6 separate regions of the Homo sapiens genome follow, and regions 2, 3, 4, 5 and 6 are each linked to region 1. A link is a contact called in ENCODE Hi-C or POLR2A ChIA-PET data. All regions are on one chromosome and are shown on one strand. The core of a region is the stretch at or near the end of the contact, and the rest is flanking DNA. Distances in the headings are between cores, read along the strand shown. Region 1 holds the start of LINC02427 (long intergenic non-protein coding RNA 2427). Region 2 holds the start of TRAPPC11 (trafficking protein particle complex subunit 11). Region 3 holds the start of UFSP2 (UFM1 specific peptidase 2). Region 4 has its middle 62 kb from the start of STOX2. Region 5 holds the start of CCDC110 (coiled-coil domain containing 110). Region 6 holds the start of SNX25 (sorting nexin 25).

Region 1 (5,143 bases), core at 1,002-3,501:
TATCCCACAGGTTTTTGTATGTTGTTTATATTTTCATTTCTTTCAAGAAATTTTTGAATTTTTTTCTTAATGGTTGTTCTGAAGCAGGCTGTTCGAGCTCCCTGTATCTGTACAGTTTCTGAAGTTTCTCTTTTTATTGATTTCTAGTTTGACTCCATTGTAGTCTGATAAGATACTTGATATGATTTTGATTTAAAAAATTTGTTGAGCTGGTCATGGTGACTCATGCCTGTAATCCCATCAATTTGGGAAGCTGAGGCAGGCAGATTGCTTGAGCCCAGAAGTTGGAGACCAGCCTGGGCAACATGGTGAAACCCCATCTCTACAAAACTACAAAAAATTAGCCAGGCATGGTGGTGTGTGCCTGTAGTCCCAGCTATTAGGGAGACTGAGATGGGAGGATCACCTTAACCCGGGGAGGTTGAGGCTGCAATGAGCCATGAGTGCTATTGCACTCCAGTTCTGAGAGACAGAGTGAGACCCTGTCTCAAAAAACAAAAACACAGAGACATATACATAAATACTCTGCAGAATCTATGTATGTATGTATGCATTTCCCTGCAGAGGACAAAGGGCTACATAAGGGACACTACTTGTAAAGTTTTTGTTTTTTGCATGTGTGTTTTTTGGGGATGGAGATTTTTTGAGACTGGCTATCTGGCCAACTTCAAAATTCCACAAGAATGAAGATTGGGTGGCAGGCATTTGACTTGCACAGTTATGCATTTTATTTGGTCACCCAGGTCTTCCACACAACCCATTTCATTAGTCATTAGTCAAATTCAATTTTCTTTTTTTTTTTTTTTTTTTTAGACAGAGTCTCACTCTGTCACCCAGGCTGGTGTGCAGTGGCACAGTTTCAGCTCACTGCAACCTCTGCCTCTCAGGCTTAAGCGATTCTTCTGCCTTATTCTCCCGAGTAGCTGGGACTACAGGTGCGTGCCACCACGCCCAGGTAATTTTTGTATTTTTAGTAGAGACGGGGTTTCACCATGTTGGCCAGGATGGTCTTGAACTCTTGACCTTGTGATCCGCCCGGCTCGGCCTCCCAAAGTGCTGGGATTACAGGTATGAGCAATCGTGCACGGCCATAATTTTTTTGGTTTTCTTTTCTTTTCTAGAAAGAAACAGGGAGGAAGGAAGGAAGGAAGAGAGGAAGGATCTGAAGTAAATATGATAAAACTTTGTCGTAGATACCAAGGTGTTTAAAAATTGCTCTATGTGTTTTTCTTTATACTTATTTCAAACCAAAAAATTATTTCATCTTTGTAAACAATGAGGAAAATACACATAAGTTTTATAAAATGCAACACTCTCATCCAAAGAAGACTAATTTTAACATTTTGATGTATATGAGTCCAGACTGTGCCATACGTTCATTTGCCTACAAGTCCTAATATATAATATGCGTTGGTGCTTTTTGTTGTTGTTTTTTTTGGGGGGATAGTTTTTGAAGAAGCCAAAAATTTTTTAAAAAGTTCTATTTATAAGGTAGATGACTCTGAGGTTTGTTCTTTCTCTGAGTCTGCGTCGGCTCGCCTTCCTTGATTCTACGACGTTTTGTCACAGTTCCACAGTCCCGTTTGTAGATCGTGTGGGTTATTCTTCACCCCACTCTGTCCACTTGGGGGCTATCTCAGTCCATTTCAGATCTGAGACTGGACGGAGGCCGACACCCGTTTCCAAGCCAAGTCTTCCTGTGCGGCCGACATTCATCAGATCACCCTCCCTCTGTGAAACGAGGTCTCCTAACGGCACCCCCTGACTTTTTTTCGACACCCTCATACATTTGGCCCTCGGTATCCACAGTGTTCCCCACCGATGGATTCAATCAACCAGGAATCGAAAATATCCTTTAATAAATTGCATCTGTACTGAACACGTACAGACTTTTCCTTACCATTATTCCCTAAACAACACAGTATAACAATTATTTACATTGCATTAGGTATTAGAAATAATCCAGAGAAGATTTAAAGTACACGGAGGATGTGCGTAGGCGATATGCAAATATTACGCCATTTTATATCAGGGACTTGAGCATTCCGGATTTGGTATCAGCACAGGTCCTGGAACCAATTCCCCAAGGATGTGGAAGGAGGACTGTATCATTCAGGAAAAAGTACAATCCTCTGCGGTGCTGCCCCCAGCTCCCCGCCTTCACCACTGCGCCTGCGCCTCCGAGAACGGACTACAACTCCCAGGATGCACCGCGCCCGCCACCGCCCTGGCAGCCCGACTTCCTGCTGGAGGTTTCCTGTGGCTTGGGGCTCCGCCCGGTATGGGGAAAGTTTAAGGCGGAAGAGCCCTCGTTTGTCGGCTGCTTGGGAAGGTATTGGGAACAGCTTATGTTTTTCTTTCACAAAAAAGCAGCAGGCACCACAGAGAGAGACGGCTGTCTAGTTTTTTGTTGGGCACAGATCTTGCTTCTCTGAACCGGGAGAGAGGTGTTTGCCCCTCGCTGCGGGGGCCCAGCACAGGTGGTTCCTGCTGGCTGTTGTCCTTGGTCACATCGTCCTTGGAGTTGTAGGAATCCCTCCCAGACTGTGGGATAGGCTGACAATCTTGGATATTATTGTAGTGGTGAATGTTTTCTCTTTAAGGGATTTCAGTGGGAAATTTAGAGGAACGTAGAGGAGGCTGTTGGGTATTTTACCCTGCGTGCTTCCTTTAGAGATTGTTCTGAGCTGTGTACTTTGTAATCCTTGGGCCCGGGATTCTTATCATGTTCTTTTCACTGGTTTTGGTTAATGTGTTTGTTCTGAAGACAGTAGCCTGGGGGAATGAGACATCTCCTTAAGGCGCCGCTTGACTGACAGACACCCTTAATGTATGTAATTCATGGAAAACTACAGTCCCCACCTCACCCCCCTAAAAAAGCAAAACATCTGAGTTAGGGGGTGTGTCAGATTGAAATGGTTGAAGAGTGAATGGTGGCTGGAAGGTGAGCAGTTAGAAGTGATTGCAAATTCCTTTCCAGTATATTGTCAAGAAGGATAGGATGGTGGCCTGACACCCAGCTCTGCTATTTATTCTGTTATCTCTTACAGGTTAGTCTCCCTCTTTGAGTCTTAGTTTCTTGTCTGTAAAATAAGGGTGATATTACCGGTCCTCCCTGCTTGTCAGTTTTTGTGAAGGCAGTTCAAAATAAAGTATGTCAACATAGTTCCTAAACCCCACAGTCTCCCAAAAGTGAGTGAGTTGGTAATCAGTAGAGTGTCCAGTGTAATACAAGGCCAGGGCCGCTAGAAATGCCGTTCAAAGCAGACCGCATCTACAAAATACCTTCACAGTAACAGCTAGATTAGTGTTTGATTAAATAATTTAATTAAATAATAATAATTAATAATAGCCTAGCCAAGTTGACACATAAAACTAACCCTCATACCCCAGAAAGTCTTTGCTCAAATATTATGTTTTCCTAACATTTAAAATTGCAGTCCTACACACGTGTACATCTTCCCTAATATTCTCTCTTCCCGTTCCCCTAGCCTGCTTTCCTTTAGCATTTATTATCTTTGAGCCATCCCTGTATTTCTTATCTCTATCTTTATTGTCTTTTTGCCTTCTCTGGAATGTTAGCTCCACGTGGGCGGGGCATTTTTGTCAATGTTGTGAACCGATGAATCCTCAGCACCCAGCACAGCATCTAGCACACAGTGGGCTCCTAAGAAACCTTTGCAAATCACCGAATGAAGCATTAATGTGAGCACTCAGTAAATATTTTTTCAAATGAATTTAGAGCTGGAGTTCATCATGAGATATTCCTGAACAGCCTCAGTAGGAGAGAAGTAGGAAAAGGGTAGAAGCATGGCAGATTATAGGAAAAAAGAGAAAATTTTCAGAGTTTGACATCTAAGAAGTCGAAGATTTAGTGAAGAAGGAGCACAGACTTGGGTGTTAAGTTCCCTTTACCCCTTAGCTGTGTAACTTTGGACAGGTTGTCTAATCTCCTTGAACCTCAGTTTCTTCGTCTGTAAACTGGAAATAGTAATACTTATCATGTAGGGTTGTACCAGTGGTGACAAGTTGATGCGTTTAATGGGCTTAGCATAGGACCTGGCCCACAGTGAGTGTTTATTAAGAGGTGTCTGTTGCCATCACCACCATCATCATCATCATTATTCAATATCAAAGTGGGGAAATTTATAAGAAATCATTGAAGTGTACTAAAAGTAAAATTTTGGGATTTCAGTCTAGCCTGTGAAGTTGGGATGTTAAAAATCTGAAACAATGTTAACACACAAGTTTGGTTTGTACAGAGTGTCAGGGCATAGTCACTTTTGTGCCAGGTCCTTTTATTTTGTTTCAAAACAGAATGAAAATCTTTTCAGCATATATAGCCCATAAAACACAGTAATTGACATCAAATCCTTCAGTTTGCCCCAAGCTGCCACTTAAAGTGCAGAGTTAGTTGGTTCCAGGTCAGAGGTGCCATTCATTTATTTTCAACTGATACATGAGACAAAAAGTGCAGTCTTCACTGCTGATGTTCTGCTCACCAGGATTCTTTTGTTATCTCCTGAGGTTGTTGCTTTGGACAACAAGAGAGATGTTAGGTTCCAGCAAAGCTCCATAAAGACACTGACTCAACTCCACCATAAGTATAACCTGTCACCATAAGTAAAACTGAAAGGATACACCTTATCACCATACTATATATATATACTGTATACTATAGTATATACCTTATCACCATAAGTATAGCTGAAAGGTTTCCTGAAAGATCCAAAGGAATATACACTCACAGAACCCTCGATATGTCGCGTTGCTTGCATATCAATATCATTTCTGGTGTTCTAACAGAACTTTTAGGATTGGTCCCCTCTGATAAATGGTAATTTTCCTGATATGTGGGTTGCGTGTTTATCTGAGAAATGCTAATTCTGGAAAAGTGTGAACCTGGTCATTCTCCATGGCATTATGCCCAGTTTTAACTTCTTGAGAGGAGACATTTGTAGTTAGGAAGAAAAGTAGATTTAATGTAGAGGAAAGATGAAGGCCGGATGTTTGAGGTTTTTCTTCTGGTCTTTCTGTTTCCTGTAGTATCTGAATATAGCTAGTTACAATATTTCATGTCTATTTAAGAAGTGGGCAGATTGTGAAAAAATAGCTGCAGTGTTCTGAGTTATGATCTTGTTTC
Region 2 (5,034 bases), core at 1,468-3,967, 880 kb after region 1:
AGAGGATTGTTGAGGCCAGGAGTTCAAGACTGGCCTGGGAAACATAGTGAGATCCTGTCTCTAAAAGAAATAAAAAAGAAAATAGCCGGGCATGGTGGTGCTCACTTGTAGTCCCAGCCACTTGGGAGGCTGAGATGGGAGGATCACTTGAGTCTAGGTGTTTAAAGTTACAGTGAACTATGATTGTGCCACTGCACTCCAGCCTGGGTGACAGAGCAAGATTGTGCCACAAAAAAAAAAAAAAAAAAAAAAGTTATTCCAAACAAAATTATCACTACATTTTAAATATAATCTTATTTGAAAAAGAATGTGTCATGAGGCTCTTTTAAAAGGTAATCTGGCCGGGCGCGGTGGCTCACGCCTGTAATCCCAGCACTTTGGGAGGCCGAGGCGGGCGGATCACAAGGTCAGGAGATCGAGACCATCCTGGCTAACATGGTGAAACCCCGTCTCTACTAAAAACACAAAAAATTAGCCGAGTATGGTGGTGGGCGCCTGTAGTCCCAGCTACTCGGGAGGCTGAGGCAGGAGAATGGCGTGAACCCGGGAGGCGGAGCTTGCAGTGAGCGGAGATCGCGCCACTGCACTCCAGCCTGGGCGACAGAGCGAGGAGACTCCGTCTCAAAAAAAAAAAAAAAAAAAAAAAAAGGTAATCTACACCAGTATACCAGTATATTATGGAGAAGTCTAACACAATCTTTGTGAAAAGTGAGGCACACTTAGGCTAATACCTAATCCCCAAAACATGGAATATTTTCAACTGAAAGGTTAATTTAGGAAAGACTATTAGTCTTCTCATGTTTACATACTGAAAGAACAACAGGTATTCAATAAATGATTTGCAAAGCTTGCCAGAAATGTCTACAACAGATTGTTTTAGAATTGTTTAAATATTTTTAGGACAGGATTAAGTTATGAGGGCAAAGGATTGCATGTTCAGAGAAAGAAACAGTCTAGTTCTGGGTAATGTAGGAATGAAAATTAAAAAGGGGTGACCAGGCTGGGTACAGCGGCTCACGCCTGTAATCCCAGCACTTTGGGAGGCCAAGGCGGGCGATTCACGAGGTCAACGGTTCAAAACCAGCCTGGCCAATAGGGTGAAACCCCGTCTCTACTAAAAATACAAAAATTAGCCGGGCATGGTGATGCGTGCCTATAGTCCCAGCTACTCGGGAGGCTGAGGCAGGAGAATGGCTTGAACCCGGGAGGCGGAGATTTCAGTGAGCCGAGATCGCACCACTGCACTCCAGCCTGGGCAACAGAGCAAGACTCCGTCTCAACAACAACAACAAAAAACAAGTGACCAAAATACAATACGGGCCCCTTTGCTTAATATGAACGAGTCTAGACTAGAGGCCATTTCCTGTAATAACTCCAGAGGCCCAAAAGACATAGCTGTGGTCTTTAAATATGGAGTTGAAATAAGAGGAACTAAAAATGACTGTCATCCAATAGAAATACAAGTCACATAAATAAATTAAAAATTTCTAGCAGTCATATTAAAAAGTAAAACGTGGATGGAATTCATTTTAATATTCAATTTAACGCAGTACAGTATGTCCAAAATATTATCATACTGACAATAATATAAAAGTTATTAATGACATATTTTACCTTTTTTTGTACTGAGTCTTCAAAATCTGGTGTGTATTTCACACTCACAGCACATCTCAATTCAGACTAGCCTATTTCAAATGCCTGATGTAGCTACTGGCTACAGAACTGGACAGCAGAGATCTAAATTATGGGAAATGTGTCCCAAAATTGCTGCACGAAAATTGTATCAGAAAGTCTTGCCACATTCTCCTATGTCACCTGAAATGGTCGTGCTTATTCTGCAGCAAAGGAATTTGAATGAGAACCCCGATAACGCACAGGCGCAGATCGAATGGATTTCAATGACAGGCTGGAAGGAGAAATTTTCAGATATCCAATGGAGCAACCAACGAAACTATACACGAAAGGAGGCGCAGCTATAGAAGGTGAATAATGGATGGGAGATCAAGTAATGCAAGGGAAGTAAACTGGAAACTAGCGTGAAAGATAAGAAAGGTGACCCAATCAAATTGGCAACTAAAAAAACCCCAAAACCTAATGTGGTTACTTTTTTTTTCTTTTAACTAACTGGAAGTTCAGGGTGTTAGGACACAAGGCTGCTAAGAATGGGATTCAGAGATGTTCAACTACAAAACGAACAAAAGAGGAACGACAGTGTGGGGACGAAATGATGTTTCGATGTTAAAGATGAGAAGCAACAATCCAACGTAGGAGAAACACCGTCCCCATGGTCCCAGTATCTGTTCTGGTAGCTCCAGTGAGGAAAGGTAGAGAAATAACCTTGCAGTCCCTAAAGGCAGATATCTTCCTCCTCTTATTCCCCCGTCTTAAACCTGGGAGGCCCTAGAAACGGGTGCGTCTTTCCTCGGGTCTAAAAGAGAAGTGCCAGGATTGCACCCGTCGATGGGATTGCAAAACGCAGGCCCCCAAACCAGCATTGTTAAGAGCTAGCTCTCTTCCTCGGCGGTCCCGCCTGGCCCCGCGGGTCTCCGGGCCCGGACTCACCCAGGCCCCACGCCCCGGGCCCGCTGCAGCTGAGGCCGGTCGCCGCCAGCCGGGAGAAGACGAGGGGAGGCGGGGGGATGTCACAGAACGCCGTGGCCCGTCCCCACCGCCGCAGCCCCACAGCCAGTTCCAACAGGCGAGACTTCCCTGTACCCACCTCCCCCGGCACAGGAAGCACTTTCTGGGCCTGAGTGACCGCGCTCTACACCAATCGCTGTCCCGGAACTTTACGCCGCTCCTCCAAGCGTCAGGGAGACGCTGCACTTCCCAGGCCCCACCAGCCGCGGCTCCGGCTCGTAGCCCACAGCCCACTGCCGGCGGCTGGGCGCTGCCGAGGCTCGGGGCGCGCGCAGTTGGCGTCTGCCAGTGCCAAGACTGTGCCGCCCCCACAGCCGAGGCGCGAAAGGGGGACGCCCGGCCTCTGGGCCGCTGCCTTCGCTTTCTCTTCGTTGTTGCGAACGCCGTCCGCTCAGGAGGCGCCCCGCGACCGGCGCGATGAGTGCCAACGAGGACCAGGAGGTGAGCCCCCCGGCTCAGGGCCCTCTCCCAGCGCGGGCGCGGCGCGCAGCCCCGGGCCCCCGTGAGACCTGGTGCCCGGACAGCCTGCCCGGCACGTGCCCTGTGCCCTCGGAGCCGGCCGGGGTGCCCCGAGTTCACCGGCGTCCCACCCAAGCGCGCGTGAATGGCCAGGAGTCCGCCTCTGCCACTCTTCCCCCCTCATTTTTCATTTTTGCAAATCCGGGAGTCTCCCCTGGTTACTTAATAACAGGGATGAGCGTCCTTGGTGCACGATCCAGTGCTCTTGGCTCTCCTTGAATCCCATGTGTTCAGTGCCTGTTTACTGAGTTAGGCTGATCACCTTTAAATTTTAGTCTGGTCATCTTTAAATCTCTTGGCTAGTAGAGGGCTAATTGAGTTAGTTACATTTCTCATGGAAGAAAATGACACTGGTGGTGCATCTGAGTTTCTGTCCATATTGTTTGGGGAAATCTTTTACCCATCTGTCTGTTTTGAGCATTCATGTACCACCTGAATTTATGGTTTATGCTCAAATATTTCCTTGTGAGATGCCATTTTGACATTGAATCATATAATATTAGAGTTGGGGGGTGGGTGCTACGGGCCATCTGTAGGGGAACCTTCTAACTTTGATAGGTGGGTCGATGATAGCCGCAGGGCTGCACAGTAAGTACGTGGTAGAATCGGGACTAGAAACCAGGTCTTATTGGGTGGTAGATAAGTTCACTGTTAATTTAAAGTATAATGCTTGAAACTTACTACTTTTACATGATAAATGTAATAGAATCTCTGGATTGGAAGTTAACCTTTAAAGGACCCAAAGTCCAACAAGCTAGCTAGTTGATATCTGAATCTCTTCTAAAATATTCTTGCCGGGTGAATTTCTAAGTGAATGCGTTAATAGCTTCTTCTCCCTGCAAAGCAAAGAACATACAGTGTAATGTTTCTCAGAGTTGGACCATAGTCCCCTACCTTAGAACCATTTAGATGGTTGCTAGAAAACAGATGCGTGCACTCCACCCCAGACCTACTGAATCAGAATTTCTGTGGTGGGCCCAGGAATCTCCAGTTTAACAAGAAAATTTCATTCTTCTTTCAGATGACCGATGTTCTGATCTTTGAAGATAGTTTCCTGCCCAGTTTCTCAGACCTTCTCTGAGGAAGTGGTTCCTTTTAGCTTGTCTTCATATATCCATTCTTTGTTAATCTCTTCACTATCCTGGAATCACGTGTTTGTGGACAGATTTTAATTTTTTAAATGTCCTGTTTCAAAATTGTGGCATCTTGCTGTTTTGTCTAGTTAAATTTACTGTCAACTGAAATCTTTTAAGTGCTTTATACAAAGCAATTTGTCTTTCATCTTCAACTTCTACATTTAGGTATCTGAGTATTGATACAAGTTCTACTTACCCTGCTAAATTTCATCATTAGCTTGCTTTTCAAAGACTTTTTGGATTCTTATTCAGCCATCAGCATTATTCACTGTCCCAACAAATTGTCATCCACAAATTTAATAAACTTGCCTCCTATTTTTGTACCTGTCCAAGTCATAAATTAAAATATGGGAAAGGATTAGGGACAGAAGGAGTAGTACTATATCTTGAGTAAGGTTTTTGTTCCAATCTAATCTTAGTTATTCTTGAATCCGGCTTGAATTTCTGTATTTTGTTTTTTTTTGTTTTTTCTGTAAAGGTAGCAAGAGAAACCTGTGGAGCCTGGCTGAAATCTATATAGTCGGTGTTTTATGCCTTTCTTCATTGTGCCAATCAAGTTTCCCTATCTAAGAAGGGTATATCTTGTTTTTCATATACTTACTAGGTCTTAGGGTCTACTCCTTAATGTCCCAGTTCCTCACACACTGTTTCTTCAACAATGTCTTTTTGCTGTTGTTGTTGCTATTTTTGAGACGGAGCCTCGCTCTGTAGCCCAGGCTGGATTGCAGTGGCCCGATCT
Region 3 (4,462 bases), core at 174-2,673, 890 kb before region 1:
TAACACCAAAGGGGCAAGTGAAGATTCATTTTAAACTGAAACATAACTAAATACAACGCCCTTCCCCACATCCTACCTCTTCCATTAATCAGAGATGCTTTAAAACCAAACTTCAGTCAAGATTTAGTACTTTCATTTACCTTATATTTCAAAGCTCCACGGCACAAGGGCAGGAGCTGAGACAGGTTCCTCCCTCTCACGGTATCCCCGCATCTGCGCAGCTCCCGGCACACAAGCGAGCCAGGGAGGAGGGAGGGAAGAAATTCTTGCCTAGAACTTTCCCATCACTTAACTTTTTTCTTATTAATTTTTTTTTTTTTTTGAGACGGAGTCTCTCTCTGTTGCCCAGGCTAGGAGTGCAGTGGAGCTGTCTTGGCTCTCTGCAGCCTCCGCCTCCCGGGTTCAAGCGATTCTCCTGTCTCAGCCTCCCGAGTAGCTGGGACTACAAGCACCCGCCACCATGCCCGGCTATTTTTTTTTTTTTTTTTTTTTTTTTTTTTTTTTTTTGGTATTTTTAGTAGAGACAGGGGTTTCACCATTTTGCCCAGGCTGGCCTCGAACTCGTGAGCGCAGGTGATGCGTCTGCCTTGGCCTCCCAAAGTGCTGGGATTACAGGCGTCAGCCACCGCGCCCGGCCCGCCACTACTTAACTCTTATTGAGCAACATTTACAAAATTATTCATTCACTTATTTAACAGATATTCTGCAATCCCCTTCGGGGCAAGCTTGCTGGTAGAAACTAGAAACAGATTTAAGAAGGCATAGATGCTGCCCGCAAGGAGCTTACAATCTATTAGACAAGAAAATAGAGCATAGCCGAATTATGGCACGTTCCCTTGCAAAAGGTACGGATGGAGCGTCAGGAGAGGTGAAGAAGGGGCAGAAAACTGGAGGAGGTGATGAGGAGTCTGTTTCCCAGAGAGGAAACGGAGGCTGGGAGGTGGCAGGTATCTAAGGGGCAACACCTGGCGTCCGCGAGGACCAAGTCACCTTTCTTGAGGACACCCACTCCGACAGCCGAGATCAGGTTGCCCCAGCTCGTCCAGGTTGCCCCAGCTTGTCCACGTTAACTGCGCTGCGGGAGCGGCGAGGGTTCCCAAGCGCGCGACACGCCTGGGCTGCGCAGCGCCTCTGCACGTTCCACCACAGCTGGCGTTTATTGTGTGATGTGTTGCCCCGGGTACGGGAGAATCCATTCCAAGCACGCTGTGGGAGGATACGAGGAGATTCGAATCCGCATCGAAGAACACACAGAAGGATGTGTGAGCTTCTGTAGGACAGAAAAGACTTAACTAATAGAATTTACCAAACATAAGTCTTCGGCTACCCGCCCCGCCTCGCCGTCCGCGAGGGACTGCGGTGTGGTACGCTCCGTGACGTCATGCCGCCGAGCATGTCGGGAGTTGTAGTTGGTCCGCCCGGGCCCCGCCCCTGGGCCGTGCGGTGACACCACTTCAGGGCCGGCCCCCGGAACTTTTGGGCAGGCGTCAGCGCCCGTGTCACCGCCACGTCGCGGACATGGTGAGTATCTCTGCTCGTCACCGACCCCTGTGTTTTTCCCCGGACTTTGGCAGCCGCCACGAGCGGGCTTCACAGCGCCTGAAAGGAGCTGGTCCTGCCGGGGTCCAAGATGGCAGCTGCGAGCTGCGTGGGCAGGGCGGCTCTCCAGTTCGCCTGTCTCCGCGCTGGGCCGGGGGGAAAGTGCCCTACACAAGTGTGCACCCCGCCTCGGCCACCTTGGACACGCACCCCCTGCTACTTCTCTGTGTGAAAGTATTTTGAGAGACTTCGGCGTTTTTGAAGCCTTGCAAGAAGGGCTTAACCTGGGACAGGCGCAACTTTCTTCGGATATTATATTCCCCTAGTTCCCGTGGTATTTCCCTCCCCTGGTTTCTCTCCTGTCTCATTGCTCAGCAAGGTTCTCCAATCCCTATCCTAAATGGTGGTGCTCTTCAGGGACGCTTTACACCCTATGCGTTCTCCTAAAATTTTATCTCTAAGTTAGACCTTTCTTCTGAGCTCCAGACCCACAAATCTGCTAACCGTGCCTCCACTTGGATAGCTCATATGTATTTCAAGCTCAGCAAGTTCCAAACTGAGCATTTCCACTTCCCCACAGCCCACACCTGCTCTTCCTCCAGGAACCCCCAACTCTGTAGATGGCACCACCATACATCCTGTTGTGCCTGCCCAAAACCTGGAAATCATCCTTGACATCTCCCTCTTCTCAACTCCCCGACATGCAGTCAATAATCAAGTCCTATAGATGCTACTTCTAAATGTCTGTCTGTTGTCACTGTCGCCACTCTTACCATCCTTGGCCTTGAGATCTATCCATCTGGGGTAGTCACCTAAGTGGTCTTTTAAGCAGATCTTCACTCATCGATGGCCCTGCCTGGAATGGGCTATTGCACCTTCACTCACCCTTCAGATCTCAGCCTCAGTATTATTTCTTCAGAGAGTATCTCAGCTAATTCGGAAGTCTAGGAAGACTAGTGCTTTTATGAATGATGTCTTGTGGAATCTTCATAACAACCCTGGGAAGTTGTGTATTTTTCCAGTTTTACAGAAGAGAAACAGACTTAAGTGATAAGTTAAATTGTGTAAAATTGTACAGTAAGTAGCAGAGTTAAAATTTGTTCTTTCCTGTCTAACTTTTATCTTCAGTATCTTTAAATATTTTTTATTTAAATGGGTACATACTAGTTTGTTTGGTAGTATTCTTTATTTAACTGATTTCTTATTAATAGCTATTTAAGTGGTTTCCATTTATTTTTCTGTGATGAACAACGGTAGAATAAATGGACAACATGAAGCTAAATTTGTCCTGAACTTTCTTGATTGTTTCCTTAGAATAAATTCTCAGAAGTAGAATTGGGACAAAGGGTATATGATCTTTCAAAAGATTACAATTTTAGAATAAATAAAAACAGTGACCCTTATAGAAATGTGACAAAGGATTTGTAAAATGAGAAAAACTGTATTGGTACCTATTTAATACTGTTCTGAGGATTGGAGTAAGTATGTATGTTTAGCATAGTGCCTTTTACATGTTTTTGTTTTATTTTATTTTGTTTTTTGGAGACAAGATCTTGCTCTGTTGCTTAGGCTGGAGTGCAGTGGTGTGATCATGGCTCACTGTAGCATTGACCTCCCCGGCCCAAGCAGTCCTCCCACCTTAACCTCCCGAGTAGCTGGACTACAGGTGCAGACCACCACACTCAGCTAATTTTTTTTTTTTTTTTTGGTAGAGATGGGGGTCTTCCTATGTTGCCCAGTCTGGTCTCTAACTCCTGGGCTCAAAGTGATCCTCCTGCCTCTGCCTCCCAAAGTGTTGGGATTACAGGCGTGAGCCACTGCACCCTGCCTGTGTTTTACATTTGAAGAGCTCAGTAAATGTTAGTACTTATTCATTTATTTCAAAATAGGGGTCTTAGTGTGTACTATGGTTCTTCAGCCTGTTTGAGAGATATGTTTTGAGAGTCTCATGAAATTTTTGAAACCTCTTCCCAAAAGAAATCTCCCGCTCTCTTTCTCCCTTCCTGTCTCTTTCTCTCGTGTGTGTGTGTGTGTATATATGTATGTATATATGTATGAATATGTGTATCTGTGTGTGTATATATGTGTACACAAACAATGATACATGTCATTTGTGATATATCATCAACTACCTGAAACAGTATATGGATCCAAGTAAAGAACTGATTAGTTCCATTTTGCAAGTGCTCTTTTCCCTTTATAAGTTGTAAGCATTGTCCTGTGCCTTTTAATTTTCAGCAAAAACATGATTTTTTTATGGCTATATGATATTCCTATTTTTTTTAACCAATCTATTGTTGGCAGTTAGGTTAATATCCATGTACCCGAATCTTTGTGTGTTTTTCAGATTTTTCTTAGACTAAGTCTGAGATTCTAAATGCATATCACTAGATCAAGCCTATGAATATAAACCTTTGATTCTTACTGCCATATTCTCTGAAGGATTCCACCAGTTGATATCCCACCCTCAGTATGAGTTTCCTCTCATTGTCTTGACTCCCTGGTATTATATTAGGTTCAGTGCCTTGTCACATTCTTAAACTAGTTCTTTACTGTTGATGTTTTATTGTCATTGTTAAACCTGTCAAGATTATAATTTGGAAAGATTGTCTTAAAGCAGTAGTTCTCAACCATTCACATTAGAATCACTGGCATGGGGGCATAGGATACTTTTAAATATCCCTGTGCCAGCTGGGCGCGGTGGCTCACGCCTGCAATCCCAGCACTTTGGGAGGCCGAGACAGGCGGATCACTTGAGGCCAGGAGTTCAAGACCAGCCTGGCCAATATTCTGAGATCCCGTCCTTACTAAAAATACAAAAATTAGCCAGGCGTGGTGGTGTATGCCTGTAATCTCAGCTACATGGGAGGCTGAGGCAGGAGAATCTCTTACACCCAGGAGGCGGAGGTTGCAGTGAGCTGAG
Region 4 (4,841 bases), core at 977-3,476, 690 kb after region 1:
TCAATGGGAACACATCGTATAAAGATGTAACTTAATAAAGCACATATGCAGAGGAGAACTGTAAATCTGCAGCAGAATGAGAGATTGCATTCCCAAAGCATTGAATGGTGGATGGTCCCCTGGAGAATACTTCTCTTTTTGCTGTATCCTCTCCACATCACTTCTCTATTATCTTCATGGCCTTTACAGGTATGTGAGTTTGCAACTCCCTTGTTCAAAACTGCTGCCAGATTAGCACACTTCTGCTTAGAAGCCTCAGATGGCTCTCCACTTCCAGCAAAAAAAAATTCAAGCTTTATGGCCTGGCATCAAAGACCTGGAAGATGTGTTTCTTTTCCATCTTTTTGTCCTCATCTCTAATAATTCCATGTGATATATTCTATCTTCAAGGTAAATTGAACCACTGACTGTTCCTATTTCCATTCTTCCCATGCCATATCCCACCTGGCTTAAGCTTTTCTGAAGCTTTTCCGGCTCTGGATGGAATGATCTTCCCCTGCCCTGAAAGTGCACAGTCCATCCATCCCTATCCCTAGTCCTTATGCCCTTTATCCATCCCCTACCCAGAAGCCATCTCTCCGTCTTCTGGACTCCTGTACCACTTTAGCTGAACTTCTGTGATTGTACGTATTACTGTCTATTTTGTATTTACCTATGGTGGACATTTCTTATCTCTCCTTTTTAAACTATTATAGAGCCATCTCTACAGTTTGGAAAGGTCACCTGATTGGGAATCTAAGGAACTGTGCTACAGGCAGCCTTGGGGAGACTATTATGTTTTCTATGTTTTAGTTTCATCATGAATGAAATGGAACCAACATCTGCTTCATGAGATTCTTATGAGGATGTAATGATGTCATTTGTAATCTGTAAAGCACTGTGCACATGTGAAATAACATTTTAGCCTTGGGGTCAGAGTCCATGTTTTAGTCAACTTTGTATGTCTAACAAATTACTCAAGACATAGTAGGCGAGGTGCTCAATACACTTTTGTAAAATGAATGAACATGCTAACTCCTTGGTGAGATGAAGCTGAATCATTTAAACCAATCTACACGCATTTTCATTAATAATCTTACAGTCCTACCTACAGTCTCTCCCAGAGGTAAATAATGAAAGAACTTTTTAATAACTGCAATTAAATGACCCACCTTGAGTTTTAACACAATCAATGGCTTATTTTATTACTAACATGACTTTTTTGATATCCCTGAGGTAAAAATTCTCTGTACTCAGGGCTATTTTTTCACAATTCACACAATTTGACAACCAAATTGTCAAAAGTAAGAGAAAAAGAGGTGACTCCATTTAGTAAAGCAAAACAATACCCTGCTTTTATTTTTAAAATATTTTTAATATAAAAGGATTGTTTGAGTGAGTAAAACTGATAATTTTATAGTAAAATAAATCAATGCTCACCATGGTTTCACTCAGCTACAAATGTCAGGCAACCTAAAGAGAGAAATGAGTTCTCAGGTTTTTTTTCTAGGAAAACAATTGTTGCTTTCCTGAAGACATTTTTCAGTACCAAAATATTCAACCGGAACATGGGAACTCTCCAAGACAGTGTTAAGGGTTGGAGGAAGAAAATGACTGCCATCCTCATATCTACTTGCAATGGGGTGTCCCTTTTTCAGAGATTTATATTCCAGAATACCAACAAATACAAATTCACCAAATTGAATAATAATTTTGTTTTTTTAAGAAACAATTATTAGATTGCTTTTAAAAAGATTAGAAATTCGGATTGGGTAGAAGAACACTGGGAGTAGATGCAATTAAATAAGTAACATTAAAGAAAAGTAAACATAATTTATTTTCAGAATTTTACACCTACACTACATAAACTATGATTTACGTATAAAAAATTAAGTAAGTAAAAGCAAAAGTACAGAACTGTGGGTCAACTATAATTACAATTATTATAAGATACAGTGACGTATGAAGAAAAGAACATGGATTATGGAATTAAAGATGAGTTTCTCATCCTTTTGAAATGTTCTTTCATGGTATTACCTTTATAATAACTAAAACTCAAAGAAGAAAAAGAGCCGAGAGTATCTTTTTGCTAAAATCAGAAAAAATCAAAACAATATTTCATCATATGTGAAAATTATATGGAATCCAAATTTTGGCATGCACAGAGCTTTACTGGAACACAGCCACGCTCATGCGATTTCCATAATGTCCCTGGCTGCTTTTGTGCCACGGCAGCAGAGCTGAGTAGTGGTGACAGAGACCATATGGCCCCACAGTCGAAAGCATACACTATCTAGCCCTCTGTGGAAAAAGTTTGCCAACTCCTGATCTAAAGTTCAGTGCCCAGGAAGGTACACAATGTTTCTGTCTACATTTGTGGCTGAACAAGTCTAAAAATTGAGTGGAAATATTTAGTACTTAAGCATAAAAATGATTTCATCTTCTATTTTGGTGTTTTTCACACTGAGTTCTGCGGAGTCCTACGGGTCAGGGTGACGTCTCTGTGTGAACTGTGTGGCCAAGGTTCTGAGATTCTTCTCCCTCCTCCCAAAAAGAGTCATTCTGCTTTTATCCTTGCAGATTGGGATACCACCTGCAATTTTATTTTAAAAACATTTTTCTTTTTCTTTTTCTTTTTCTTTTTTTTTTTTTTTTGAGATGGAGTCTCGCTCTGTCTCTCAGGGTGGAGTACGGTGGCGCGATCTTGGCTCGCTGCAACCTCTGCCTCCTGGGTTCAAGCAATTCTCTGCCTCAGTCTCCCGAGTAGCTGGGATTACAGGCACCTGCCACCATGCTTGGCTGATTTTTGTATTTTTTAGTAGAGATGGGGTTTCGCCATCTTGGCTAGGCTGGTCTTGAACTCCTGACCTTGTGATCCACCCGCCTTGGCCTCCCAAAGTGCTGGGATCACAGGCGTGAGCCACCACACCCGGCCTGAATAACATTTTTATTTCAAAAAAAAAAAAAAAGAATTTAAAACTCACTGTGACCTATTTTATCTATGAGAGATGACTGCAGTGTCAAGCAAGTTTCAAAGGCCATATATGAAAAGGAACCATTATGAACCTAAAACCACACAAAACCGGACTGAAAACCAATCAGCCCTATTTGCTGAGCACTATGTCGTGAAATGAAACATAGGCAGCCAACATGGTGTATGAGGACTTCAGTTTTCTCACAGAGCACTTTCCTCCACCACAGCTTAACCCCATGTGCACACGGCCCTGCTGTATACTTTATTAAATATATAAAATTACAGAGCAATTTGATTCACATTCCTGTATTATTGCCACACATCCATTTTCCTGGGGTTAGCGAAATCAAAAACTAAAGAAACTACAAACAGGGTGGCAGAGTACCTATAATTTATTTTTATAACTAATGAGCCATTAACAGGTACTTGAGGAGGTAATTAAAGGGAAATTGATAGGAGCTGACTGTGAGGCTTGAAGTTTTCATGTTTGCTTTTTTAGTAAAGCAATAGTCTTCTATACTCCATTCAAAGCATCTGAAAAATGAGTTTAGCCACGTCGTATGGAACTAGTAAACTGATATAGACTAGGTTCCATCTAAAAAAGCAGATCTAAGACATTCCTACAAAGACTGAGTTTTGCTGAATGCCTGGGGCAGCCAGTAAGAAGACTGGTCTCTTCAACACTCAAATCTGGAAAGGTGGTAAGAGCTACTAGGGAAATGAGGAATTACCTGTGTGATATTTTAATGAATATATGTGGCAATGAGCATGAAAGGATCAAGTGGCTTCATTATCCATCTAACTTTTCTTACAGGGATTATATGAGGAAATTCATTACTTAAGCCACACACTGGCAAGGACACAGCCCTTGCTGAAAGTAAGGCTGGTATTAATAATTCCACAGTCAAGTTTTTTTTTCCCATATAAATGACTCTTTCAAATTGTATGACTCTATGGGAAAATTAAATTCCCACCATAAGCATTTACCTTACCCACTATTTTCCAATATCTTGATTATGCAAAGCCAACTTAGTATTTGATTTCATCATTCATCCAATAAGAAATTCCTAAAATAAGAGTTGCTCTGTATAATCATCTGGCATGTATTTTGGAATGCCTTAATAAGCTGTGTATTTTTTTCTGTCTCTATTTTCTCAACTTCTTACCTATTCTAAAAAGTTGTTTTAAATGTTCAAAAATAGTGAGCAAGGCAACTTACAAATGAACCTCATTTTAAAATAAGAAGCAGGCTGAGCACAAGAGATGGAGGAAGAAATCGCACGCTACCAAGGGTTCTGATGATTTCATAATACTACGGCGTGGCACAGTGGCTCAAGCCTGTAATCCCAGAACTTTGGGAGGCCGAGGAGGGAGCATCTTTTGAGGTCAGGAATATAAGACCAGCCTGGGTAACAGTGCAAGTTCCTGTCTCTCTAAAAATAAAAAATAGTAATAATAATTAGCCTGGTATGGTGGCATGCACCTACAGTACTAGCCTGGTGTGGTGGCATGCACCTATAGTACTAGCTACCCAGGAAGCTAAGTCTCCAGTAAGCTATGATCACACCCCATACTCAAGCCTGAGCCACACAGCTAGAACCTGTCTATAAATAAATAAATAAATAAATAAATAAATAAATAAATAAATACTACGATGAAAACTGAACCGGGCGTGGTGACACACGCCTGTAATCCCAGCACGGGAGGTCGGGGCGGGCAGATCACTTGAGCCCAAGAATTTGAGACCAGCCTGGGCAACATGGTGAAACCCTATCTCTACTAAAAATACAAAAATTAGCCGGATGTAGTGGTGTGCACCTGTAATCCCAGCTACTCAGGAGGCTGAGGTGGGAGGATTGCTTGAGCCCAGGAGGCGGAGATTGCAGCG
Region 5 (4,636 bases), core at 764-3,263, 930 kb before region 1:
TTTTTATAGAATTTTATAGATGAGCTAATGGGGAGGCAGTCTGATCTACATAGGGCGTGAAAAACCAGTTAGGACCAGGTGTGCCATCTGCATAGGGCATGAATCTCTGGCAGCCCCCACCCCAATCTTTTACTACGCAGGTGGGTTCTCTGACTGAGCTTTTCCATATCGCCCATCTCTTTCTTACTGTACACGTGCTAACAAAAAAGGGGAGATGGAGATTCCATGGTGGACATGCCTGGCCCCCAGGTAGCCCTTTTCTATCAGCGCAGCTGCTGGCATCCACCCGCACGCTGCCCCCCAACCCCCTGCGCCCTGGTGTGCACGCTTCCAGCTTCCTGATCTATCTTTGCAAGGTTTGCAGGCTTTCAGGCTGCTCTTTGTTAGAAAAAAAAATGATTTCTTGAGCTGTTTTTTGTTAGAAGTTCTGCTGAAGACTCTTTTGCCCTATCTGCCTAAATAATTTCTATCTCCTGAATCATCAATATCAATCAGCAATGCAGACCATAAATTCTCAAAATTATAATTTATTAAAATTGTCTACAATGCCACAAGAAAGTCAAATCTTCTAGAGCCCATTTTTTTCTTTCTTTCTTTCTTTTTTTTTTTTTTTTTTTTGAGACAGAGTGTCGCTCTGTGGCCCAGGCTGGAGTGCAGTTGCACTATGTCGACTCACTGCAGCCTCTGCCTCCTGGGTTCAAGTGATTCTCCTGCCTCAGCCTCCCGAGTAGCTGGGATTACGAATGTACTCCACCATACCTGGCTAATTTTGGTATTTTTAGTAGAGACAAGGTTTCACCATGTTGGTCAGGCTGGTCTCGGACTCCTGACCTCAGGTGATCCACCCGCCTCGGCCTCCCAAAGTGCTGGGATTACAGGTGTGAGCCATCATGCCGGACCTAGAGCCCATTTCTTTTCTTTTTTTTTTTTTTGTTTGTTTTTTTTTGTTTTTTTGAGACGGAGTCTGGCTCTGTTGCCCAGGCTGGAGCACAGTGGCGCCATCTCGGCTCACTGCAACCTCCGCCTCCTGGGTTCAAGCGATTCTCCTGCCTCAGCCTCCTGAGTAGCTGAGATTACAGGCGCGTGCACTAGAGCCCATTTCTATAAGAAACAAATTAGAGGAAGTAAGCACTGAAACTATCATAAGAAGTTTCATTTCAATGAAAGCAAGCCATCATGTATTACTTATTATATATTATATGTTATTATATAGCAAATTATGATATCCTGGTGATTGTGATTTTGAATTTTAATTTTCTATGTGTGATGGTTTACTACAAAATAAATAATATATACTCGTTTAAAACTTTAAAGAGCACCATTTTCTGATGGGCAGGAGGATTAGCTGGGGGCACGCACCCAGTCCTTGGTTAAAGGAGGTCAGGTTTCCCGTGAACGCAACATCAATCCTGCACGTGATACACCAGGTGCGTAAAAATTAACATGCTTAGACAAAGGAAGCCCACCGTCGCTTCCCACAGCTTTCATGAGCATATTTTAATACATGTTTAGGTTAATTCATTATTGAAAAATAGGAGTCTTCTTTTCATTGCAGCAAACAAAAGTCCTTTCACAATATTGGTCATGGGCCGTTCAAATCCCCAAATGCTGAAACTCCTCTGAGGGATGCGCTGAAATGAGAGGACTAAGAATTAAAAAAAAAAAACAACAGCGATGAAGTGGAGATGTGGAAAGGCAAAGGGAAAGCTCTCAGGCGTGTGTCCGTCCCCGGGCGGTCCCTTTCTCCGCACCGCTTTGGTCCGGCGGGTACCGCAGCGAGTCCGAGTGTGAGCAAGCCCGTCCCGGACAGCCGCGCGCGTGTGCGGGGAGGCGCCCAGGTGGGCTGTCCCAGGCCAGGTTCCCAGGGAAGCTCTCGGGGAAGCGTCCGGAGTGAGGAGGGACCCACCGGGACCCCACCAGGGACCCCAGCCGAGCGCGCGCCGCCGAGGGTGGGGGTGGGGCCGGCGCCCCGGCCACCCGGTTACCTGGCGACAGGATGCCCTGCGCGGGGCGGCGGAGCGGGTGCGTGCGGCGGCGGTTGCGAGAGAGATGAGCCGCGGCGATGAGCCCGGGTAAGAGTTGGACGGGGCGGGGCTCCTAGGGGAGCCGCGGGAACGGAGGGCAGCAGAAGGGCATTCAGCAGGCGGCTCCCCGCTCGAAAACCCGGGACATCCCGGGTCCGCCCTTCTGCACTCGCCGCACATCTCCCGCTCGGCCCTAGGGCTGAGCACCCGCTGCGGCCCCCTGCGTCCGCTGTGGCTTACAGGCTGGCTACGTGGTCTGCCGCCGCCGCCCGCCCAGCGCGCCCTCGGGTGGCCGCTTGCGGAAAGCGCCGCGCCCCGCCCCAGGCCCGGCCTGATGCCGTCCCTCCGCCCCATCCCTCCGCCCCGCCCCAGCCTTCAGCCTTGACCCCGCCCCATTCCTCTGCCCCCACAGGTCCCGCCCAGTCTCTCCGCCCCATCCCATCCCTGCGCCCCGCCCCAGCCTTCAAACCCGCCCCCTCCTAATTCCCTCCGCCCCGCCCTCCCCGCCCTCCCCGCCCCCCCGCCCCAGCCTTCAGCCCCGCCCCCTCCTAATTCCCTCCGCCCCGCCCCAGCCGTTAGCCCTGCCCCGCCCCATCCCTCTGCCCCGCCCCCACCTTCAGCCCCGCCACGCCACGACCCGCGACAGAACAGCCCCGGACGGTTCTGTTACAGAAAAGCAGCACCGGGAAGAGGATGAAGTTGACTCCGTTCTCCTTTCAGCGTCCAAGATCCTAAATTCTTCGGAGGGGGTGAAGGAAAGTGGCTGCAGTGACACAGGTAAAATCGCCAGACCGTAAAAGGCTCCTTTAACTATACACAGGCGGCAGCATCTGGCCTGTGCCACCTGCTCACCTGGCGTGCTTCCCACGGCCGTGATGACACGGACAGCAGCCACCACGGCACTCGCGCTTTGTGCCAGTGCTGTTCTAAGCACGTAATGGATCAACTGTTTAATTCTCACAACACTTTTACGAGGTGGGTGCTACCACGATCCCCATTTTGCAGATAAGGAAACGGGCACAGAGAGGTTAACTCCCTAAGGTCACACAGGCAGCGAGGAATGGAGCGGGCATTCAGCAGGGCGGCTCCGGACTGCCTGTCTTCACCACCACGCTACGCTCCGTTGCTTCTCTGAATGCTAAGTAAGAATTGTTGAGTTTTTTGGACACACACTAAAACGATATGCAGTCAGCCCTCGGTATCTGGGAGTTCCGCATCCTTGGATTCAACCAACCACAGATGGAAAATATTCAGGGGGGAAAATTTTTAAAAATAACAGTACCACAATTTTTAAATGCAAATTTTGAACAGTATAACAGCCATTTACATAGCATTTACATTGTATAAGGTATTACAAGTAATCGAGAGATGATTTAAAGTATACAGCAGGATACACATAGAAGCTATGCAAATACTACCCCATTTTGTATTAGGGACTTGGGCATCTGCAGATTTTGCTATCCGCAGAGGCTCTGGAACCAATCCCCTGTGGATATCCAGGGAGGGGTGTATACCTTTTCTAAAGAAAACTACTTTTTATAGTAAATATTTACGGACTACAGGATATTATATGGGGAGGATGTTTGAAATAGCCACATAGCTAAAGCTTTCAAGCACCACATAAATTATGAATAAGATGGGGGTACCCAGCTAGGGGAATCTGAGGACATTGAAGGTGGAGTCCCAGGCGACTGACTACACGCCTCTCAGAGGAGCCTGCTGTGAGGGGACATGCCGGGGAAGGAGCAGAGCACGGGGCAGGAGAAGGGTCTAGACTGATGTGCCATGCCCGGACCCCCAGTTGCCCCTCTGTAGGATATGGGCAATCCTGATGCCAAAGTGCTGAACCACAAGAGGACTGAGGTTGGGACAGGATTTCTGCACCTCCACCATGCAAGATCTTCACAAAAAGCCTTGTCAGGGCCCGGAAAGAAGAGACTAGAGCAGCCACACCTCAGTAGACAGAAGACACCCGGGTGCCCAGGCACTACCAGGATGAGCAACACCCCAGTGGAGGCCAGCAGGACAGGCACTGGCCAGTCCCCTCTCCGCCCTCCTGCCTCCACCCTTGAGATATGCAGGTTTCCCTGGGCAACCAGGAGGGGCAAAGGGGCCCCCTGAACGAAGGAGAAAGAGTCCTCACAGAGAGTTGAGACATTGAGGTAGCTCCGTATTTACCTCAAAGAGAGCATGTAAGGTCAGAAGAAATAGAAGTACCTTAATTTGGCAAGATCACATGTTTTTTGACATGAATGAGGCTTAGGGTTCTGGAGAAAGATGCCAACATTTATAGAAAATAGTTACATGCAAAATAGCACATGTACATGTTTAAGAGTTACAGTCTTTCTTGCCAGAACACAGTGTTTACAGGTCTGGGGTTGACACAGGACAGGTTCTTAATAAACACCAGTTATCTTGAGTCAGGGGCCACCCAGGAATTTCCTGCCTGCAACTATAGGCAAAACTAGGAGGTATGGCTGGCGCCCTTCTCTCTACTCTCCTACTGATGCTTTCATTGTCACCAAGTGATCCATTCCCCGTGTACTGAGAAAATAATGACCTGATTTGCATAACTACTGCCAGGTTACAAAGAGTTATAGAATGTTCCCAAG
Region 6 (5,123 bases), core at 2,466-4,965, 670 kb before region 1:
CAAGTAAATCAAAATCCATGTACATAGGAGATGCTCAACAGGTACAAGCTCAATTGGAAGGGAAAAGCACTAAGTTAGTGACCATAAATGGACATAACGTTCTTCACCATCATCAGCGAACACTTCTTGAGCTCCTGCTAGGTGTAAGTGATAACAAAAGGTGTCAATTATAGGTCCTAACCACAGGCAGTTTACACTTGATAACTATTACACTATGAAGTATTCAGAAGCATTTGAAAACCTCTAGACATAAAAACACCCTTTCCCTTTTCAGTGAGGTTTCTCTAGTTGCCTATGTTTAACAGTGTATGCATTTTTTTCCTCTACCAAAAGAAGTCAAGAAGAAAAAACAAGGGAAGGAAGGATATACAGCTAGAAGGACTGATCCCAGTGTCTGACATGTCTAGCTCACACTAGGAGAACTCAAAATATATAAGGATAAATGAGGATTCTCTTCTTCACGCTGAATCCAAATTTGTGTAGCAGTCACTGTTATTCTAAGGAGCTCCATTTGGTTCACTGCTAAACAGCCTCCCCCTCCACATATGTTAGCTGACCTGTGTGGTCCAGCTCCCACAGCACTGACTGTAGATATTTTATACTACACCACATGCTTCTGCTTCCCACTCTTCCATTCATAAAGAAGAGAACATTTAAAAAGCACACACAGCCAGGCACGGTGGCTCACGCCGATAATTCTAGCCCTTTGGGAGGCTGAGGCAGGAGGATCACTTGAGGACCCTGTCTCTACAAAAACTTAGCCAGGCGTGGTGGCTTGCACGACAGAGCAGACCCTGTCTCAAAGCAAAAAAAAAAAAAAACACACACACACACACACACACACACACATCACACAAATTATTGGAAATACAGCACTAGAGGCTTGAGTAAACAGTACCAGTACTACAAAGAAAATAGAATTTTATGTGAATGACATGTATTTCAGTTCTAAGCAATATATAACTTAGAATGTAATTTCCTAATGCACTTAAAAAATTTAAAAAAAAATTTTTTTTTTTTTAAGAGGCAGGGTTAGGCCAGGCACAGTGGCTCACGCCTGTAATCCTAACACTTTCCGAGGCTGAGGAGGGCGGATCATTTGAGCTCAGGAGTTCAAGACCAGCCTAGGCAACATGGTGAAACCTGTGCCCAGCCCCTAATGCACTTAATTTCTTATTTAAGGCTATTTTAGGAATTCAAGGACAAAAATAATTACCAATATTCATTTTCCTTAGATTATACTTCCCCTCTTCTATTACCTGAAATCTTCGGGTAGTATTCATGAGAGATTTATACATGCTGCTTCATTTTCTCTGTCACCTTTAAAATACTATTTTCTCCAACTCCTCTACTAAACAATCTTTCTAGATGATAATCCACGTTTTACCTACCCAGAGGTGCCAGTGAGCTGGGAGATTTGCGGGAATGCATTTTCCAGGAAACAGAGTGCTAACCCACAACAGGAGGCTTTCAATGCCCTGGGAGATGGTCTGCAATACCAGGACTTTGATCTTGACCTAACCCTCTAAACTTCCTTCCCTCACCTACTAGTCCCTCTTCATCTCTTACCTCTTAATCACTGTTTCAAAAGCATTTATCACTATCCCACAGTATTTATTTATTGCCTGCTCCCCCATAAGATCTCCAGAGAGCAGGATATTTATGTGTCCTGTTGATTCAAACTCAGCTTCCAAAACAGTACCTGGCTCACACAAGATGCTCAATAAATATTTACCGAATGAATTATAACATCTTACAGTACTCAAGAACTAAGACATATTTTATTGATCAACAAACAAACTAGTAAAATCTCAGGGTCCTTACTTGCCATGGTAGAAAAAAAGAGGAGAGACATATCTGCTCCGCAACTCCTGCTAAATGAGATATGAAAAACGGATGGCTAAGTGGAGATTTTGTAAGAGAAACCAACTTTACTAATTTTTGAGACCACTTCTAAAAACAGGAGTTGCCTGCTCCTTAATATACTGCCTTGTTTATCAGCCTACTGAGCGAAATGTCTGTTACCTACTAATGCCTTCCGCCATTATCTCAGCGCTGCATTCTGAACTAACACACTCAGAGTAGTTTGGTGAAGTGTGGTGCTTTCTTTTAAAATAAAGGAGTGAGCAGGTCATGTGATAAGCAAATACAAACCCTGGGGACAAATGATCATTAACAAATATTCTTATGAAGTTGAGCCACTGCCATTTATCTTACCCCAAAGCGCTTGGGCAATTTCATTAGAATGATGGTATCACTCAGTCAAGCAGTGAGTGTTAAGCTGGGATAGAATAAAGTTCCCTTTAAAGGATTATGAGAAGGAATGTGGAAGAAAGATGGGGCAGTGGGTTTGGCACTGAAGAAGAGAAGCGCTCATTTAAAACACTGTTCTTTCCTACATTCCCTAACCCCCGCCCTAGTGTCCCACAGCGCGCTGAGGATGGCTTTCCTTTTGTTGCAAACCAGTGATTTCTGGCATCCCCCTTCCAAATCACAGAAGCCAGCGGGGACTGCACAACTATAATACGTATCCGCATGGTGGAAGGCAGGATAGGGTGGTGGGAAGGGTACGCGGGCTTGGGGGTGAGGCGCTGGGCCAGGGACCGAAGCAAGTTTCCTCATCGGCAAACGGTCATAAAGTTGCCTCCCACCGAGAACGGCCAGAAGAACCAAGCGGATCGCCAGGACCGTGCGCAGAGCCTGCACGTAGCGAACGCTGTGATTCCCTTCTTCCCCTCCCACGGCAAGCGACACCGAAGGTCTGGGGACACCCTTAGGGTTGTGACTGAGGATGGTTGTCGAGTGACTACAGAGCCCAGTAAATAACGCGCATCTCCTCCAGCACCGCGGAGCGCGGAGCCCGGAGCCCGGAGCCCGCCGCGCGCGGGCGCCGGGGAACGCTCGCGTCCACGGCCGGGCCCGCAGCCCAGCCCCCTGGCTCCCGGCTTCCCGCTTCGACAAGGGCATGCCGCGGCCCCCCGGAGCTCGGGGCGCGGGAGCTGGCACCGGAAGCGGGGAGGGCCGGCGGAGCTGGGCGGCCAGGAGTCGGGTACTTACCCCCGGCGGGCGGCGGGCGGCTGAGGTCGCGGCCAGCCGGCTCCAGGCGGCGGCGAAGTCGGGCGGCTGGGCGCGCGGGCTCCGGCAGACGAGGGCAAACAGGATCCCCAGCAGGAAGGCGGCCGCCGCGCAGCTCAGGTACAGGCTGAGCCTGAACAGGACGGAGCTCAGCCCCGCGGCCCCCGCCGCCTCCCCGCTGCCGGGCCCCAGGAAGGAGAGGGCCACGGCGGCGAGTGCGGCCACCGCCACGGGCTTCCACCAGCTCCGGCCGCCCGGGGCCCCCGGCGCCGCCGCTGCTGCTGCCTCCGCGTCCCCCGGGGACTCCGGCCGCCGCTCGCCCCTGAAGCCCGAGACAGGACGGCCGCCGGCGCCTGCGGCCCGCGCGGGGCTGGGGCCGGCGCCGCCACTGTCGGTCGCATCGGGGTGCATGCTGCTTCCTGGGCCGCTAAGGACAGGCACATCTCCTGCCCCCCGGTCCCCCGCCGGCGCTCCGGAGGCAGGGGGAGCCCGCGCTCATGCCTCGCCCGCGGCCCACCGAGGGAGCGGCCCCCGCAGACGCCGCCGGGCCCCTCTCGGCGACCCCTCAGCGCCGCCACCAGGCGCTGGGCCCGTAGCTGCCGGGCCGGGCGCAGCCAGGGAGCCCCACCGTGTTGTGACTGAAGCCTGGCCAGCCTGACGCGGGCGGGGCGGGGCCGCCCTGAAGTGCGTGTCGGGCGGGGCCCGGAGCCACCGCGGCCGCTGAGTGACAGCCGGGAGGCGCCCACCCACAGCGCGGGGGCGGGGTCCGGGCCGGGGCCCCACGGGGAGAGGGCGCGACCCAGCGCGGTGCACACCTCTCTTTCCCACGCTCCCCTCCTCCTCTACAGGATGCCGTCTGTTCATGGAAAATTTTGCTGCAGGTGTCAGCGGCGCTGGTAATTCCTGAGCTCAGGTGATCCCGTAATTCTCCCTCTCCGCTCATCACTGACGAGTAACCTCTTCGCTTTGCTTACAGCCGGCAAACATTTCTGCCTGGTTTTCACTCGCTATTTAAATAGGCAACCGTTCCCGAGACTCCCTGTCACAGTTTCTAACGACCTTCCCTTTCCCACCCTGCCGCCTTAGGGAAGGAATCAGACACGTGCGGTGGAGTAAGTGAAGCCTGCAATTCCTAGCTATGGAAAGGTCCAAAGAAGTCGGCCTGGTGCAACAGGGTGCACGCAGCTGCCCATAATCACTTTGGCTCCACTTCTGGTTTTTGTTTTGTTTTGTTTTGTTTTTTGTTTTTTACCAACTATTCAGTTCAAATGCTATCAGCCACGCAAAGGAACGTGGTCCAAATAATTTTTAGAGTATATATTTGCCTTTTCTTCTGTCATAGTCCCAGCCAGTAATATACAGATAACGCTTGCTAAGTAGATGCCAATATGCTACTTAAACACTGGCAATTACTGCTAAGACTAATAAAGAAGCAGATGTAGCTTTTGCTTTTAGTATCAATTGGTATTCATGGGCATTTCATTCTTTCTTTCTTTCTTTTTTTCTTTTTTTTTGAGACGGAGTCTCTGTTGCCCAGGCTGGAGTGCAGTGGGGCGATCTCGGCTCACTGCAATCTCTGCTTCCTGGGTTCAAGCCATTCTCCTGGCTCAGCCTCCCGAGTAGCTGGGATTACAGGCACGCACCACCACACCTAGCAAATTTTTGTATTTTTAGTAGAGACGGGGTTTCACCATATTAGCCAGGATGGTCTCAATCTCCTGACCTCGTGATCCGCCTGCCTCAGCCTCCCAAAGTGCTGGGATTATAGGTGTAAGCCACCGCGCCCGGCCTCATTTCATTCTTTCTTAAACCTTCTAAGTCAGAAATGAAGAGTGCCTCATGCTAGATGTGACTTTGCCATGCCAAGGGGATGATCAAAATAAGTTACCAGTTTCCTTTCTCCTCCTTTTTTAAGAAAATAGGGGCGGGCACGGTGGCTCACGCCTGTAATCCCTACACTTTCGGAGGCTGAGGCGGGCAGATCATGAAGTTAGGAGTTCAAGACTAGCCTGGCCAACATAGTGAAACTTGAACCCCGGAGGTGGAGG

Evidence for each region. A loop is a pair of places that touch in the nucleus more often than their neighbours do. ChIA-PET counts read pairs that join two places held with the same protein, here RNA polymerase II (POLR2A). Pooled maps may share reads with other maps.
Region 2: a map of CD8-positive, alpha-beta T cell shows a loop between it and region 1 (17-fold over the local background). The contact joins the promoter of TRAPPC11 here to the promoter of LINC02427 in region 1. A Hi-C loop is called at or near these places in 2 of 168 maps with a recorded cell type or tissue (CD4-positive, alpha-beta T cell and CD8-positive, alpha-beta T cell), 1 of 37 single-sample maps with no recorded cell type and 10 of 50 pooled maps.
Region 3: a loop to region 1 is called in a map of CD8-positive, alpha-beta T cell, with 7 times the contacts of the local background. The contact joins the promoter of UFSP2 here to the promoter of LINC02427 in region 1. A Hi-C loop is called at or near these places in 4 of 168 maps with a recorded cell type or tissue (CD4-positive, alpha-beta T cell, CD8-positive, alpha-beta T cell and naive thymus-derived CD4-positive, alpha-beta T cell) and 8 of 50 pooled maps. POLR2A ChIA-PET finds 5 or more read pairs at or near these places in 1 of 52 experiments (B cell).
Region 4: a map of PC-9 shows a loop between it and region 1 (15-fold over the local background). The contact joins the enhancer-like site here to the promoter of LINC02427 in region 1. A Hi-C loop is called at or near these places in 5 of 168 maps with a recorded cell type or tissue (MCF 10A, PC-9, dorsolateral prefrontal cortex and 2 more), 4 of 37 single-sample maps with no recorded cell type and 21 of 50 pooled maps.
Region 5: a loop to region 1 is called in a map of CD8-positive, alpha-beta T cell, with 24 times the contacts of the local background. The contact joins the promoter of CCDC110 here to the promoter of LINC02427 in region 1. A Hi-C loop is called at or near these places in 2 of 168 maps with a recorded cell type or tissue (CD8-positive, alpha-beta T cell and naive thymus-derived CD4-positive, alpha-beta T cell) and 8 of 50 pooled maps.
Region 6: a map of CD8-positive, alpha-beta T cell shows a loop between it and region 1 (9-fold over the local background). The contact joins the promoter of SNX25 here to the promoter of LINC02427 in region 1. A Hi-C loop is called at or near these places in 7 of 168 maps with a recorded cell type or tissue (CD4-positive, alpha-beta T cell, CD4-positive, alpha-beta memory T cell, CD8-positive, alpha-beta T cell and 3 more), 4 of 37 single-sample maps with no recorded cell type and 16 of 50 pooled maps.

Annotation. Positions count from the first base shown.
Region 1 is chr4:184,534,691-184,539,833 of GRCh38, reverse strand. It overlaps LINC02427 (long intergenic non-protein coding RNA 2427), which reads left to right and starts at 2,251. Exons shown (of 3, transcript NR_147158.1): 1 at 2,251-2,332. RefSeq lists enhancers at 1,911-2,240, 2,311-2,520.
Region 2 is chr4:183,656,976-183,662,009 of GRCh38, reverse strand. It overlaps TRAPPC11 (trafficking protein particle complex subunit 11), which reads right to left and starts at 2,717. Exons shown (of 30, transcript NM_021942.6): 1 at 2,563-2,717. It overlaps RWDD4 (RWD domain containing 4), which reads left to right and starts at 2,825. Exons shown (of 8, transcript NM_152682.4): 1 at 2,825-3,081. The coding sequence starts at 3,058. RefSeq lists silencers at 2,406-2,695, 3,066-3,275, 3,090-3,310 and enhancers at 2,042-2,829, 2,786-2,915, 2,830-3,618.
Region 3 is chr4:185,422,925-185,427,386 of GRCh38, reverse strand. UFSP2 (UFM1 specific peptidase 2) reads left to right here and starts at 1,423. Exons shown (of 12, transcript NM_018359.5): 1 at 1,423-1,521. The coding sequence starts at 1,519. It overlaps CFAP96 (cilia and flagella associated protein 96), which reads right to left and starts at 1,133. Exons shown (of 8, transcript NM_001114357.3): 1 at 991-1,133. RefSeq lists enhancers at 1,120-1,479, 1,550-1,659.
Region 4 is chr4:183,840,941-183,845,781 of GRCh38, reverse strand. It overlaps a transcript of STOX2 not described here. Among named protein-coding and RNA genes, the nearest start is that of STOX2, 62 kb to the left of the region's middle. Within about 2 kb of position 2,226, at least 3 of the 41 ENCODE cell types and tissues checked have a DNase peak (open chromatin) inside an H3K27ac peak, as active enhancers do.
Region 5 is chr4:185,469,110-185,473,745 of GRCh38, reverse strand. CCDC110 (coiled-coil domain containing 110) reads left to right here and starts at 2,013. Exons shown (of 7, transcript NM_152775.4): 1 at 2,013-2,072; 2 at 2,697-2,801. The coding sequence starts at 2,063. LOC105377590 (a long non-coding RNA gene) reads right to left here and starts at 2,315. Exons shown (of 2, transcript NR_133944.1): 1 at 1,986-2,315; 2 at 1,483-1,631. RefSeq lists a silencer at 1,799-2,428.
Region 6 is chr4:185,208,190-185,213,312 of GRCh38, reverse strand. It overlaps SNX25 (sorting nexin 25), which reads right to left and starts at 3,715. Exons shown (of 19, transcript NM_001378034.2): 1 at 3,058-3,715. The coding sequence starts at 3,486. It also overlaps a transcript of CFAP97 not described here. RefSeq lists silencers at 2,907-3,096, 3,167-3,326, 3,437-4,016.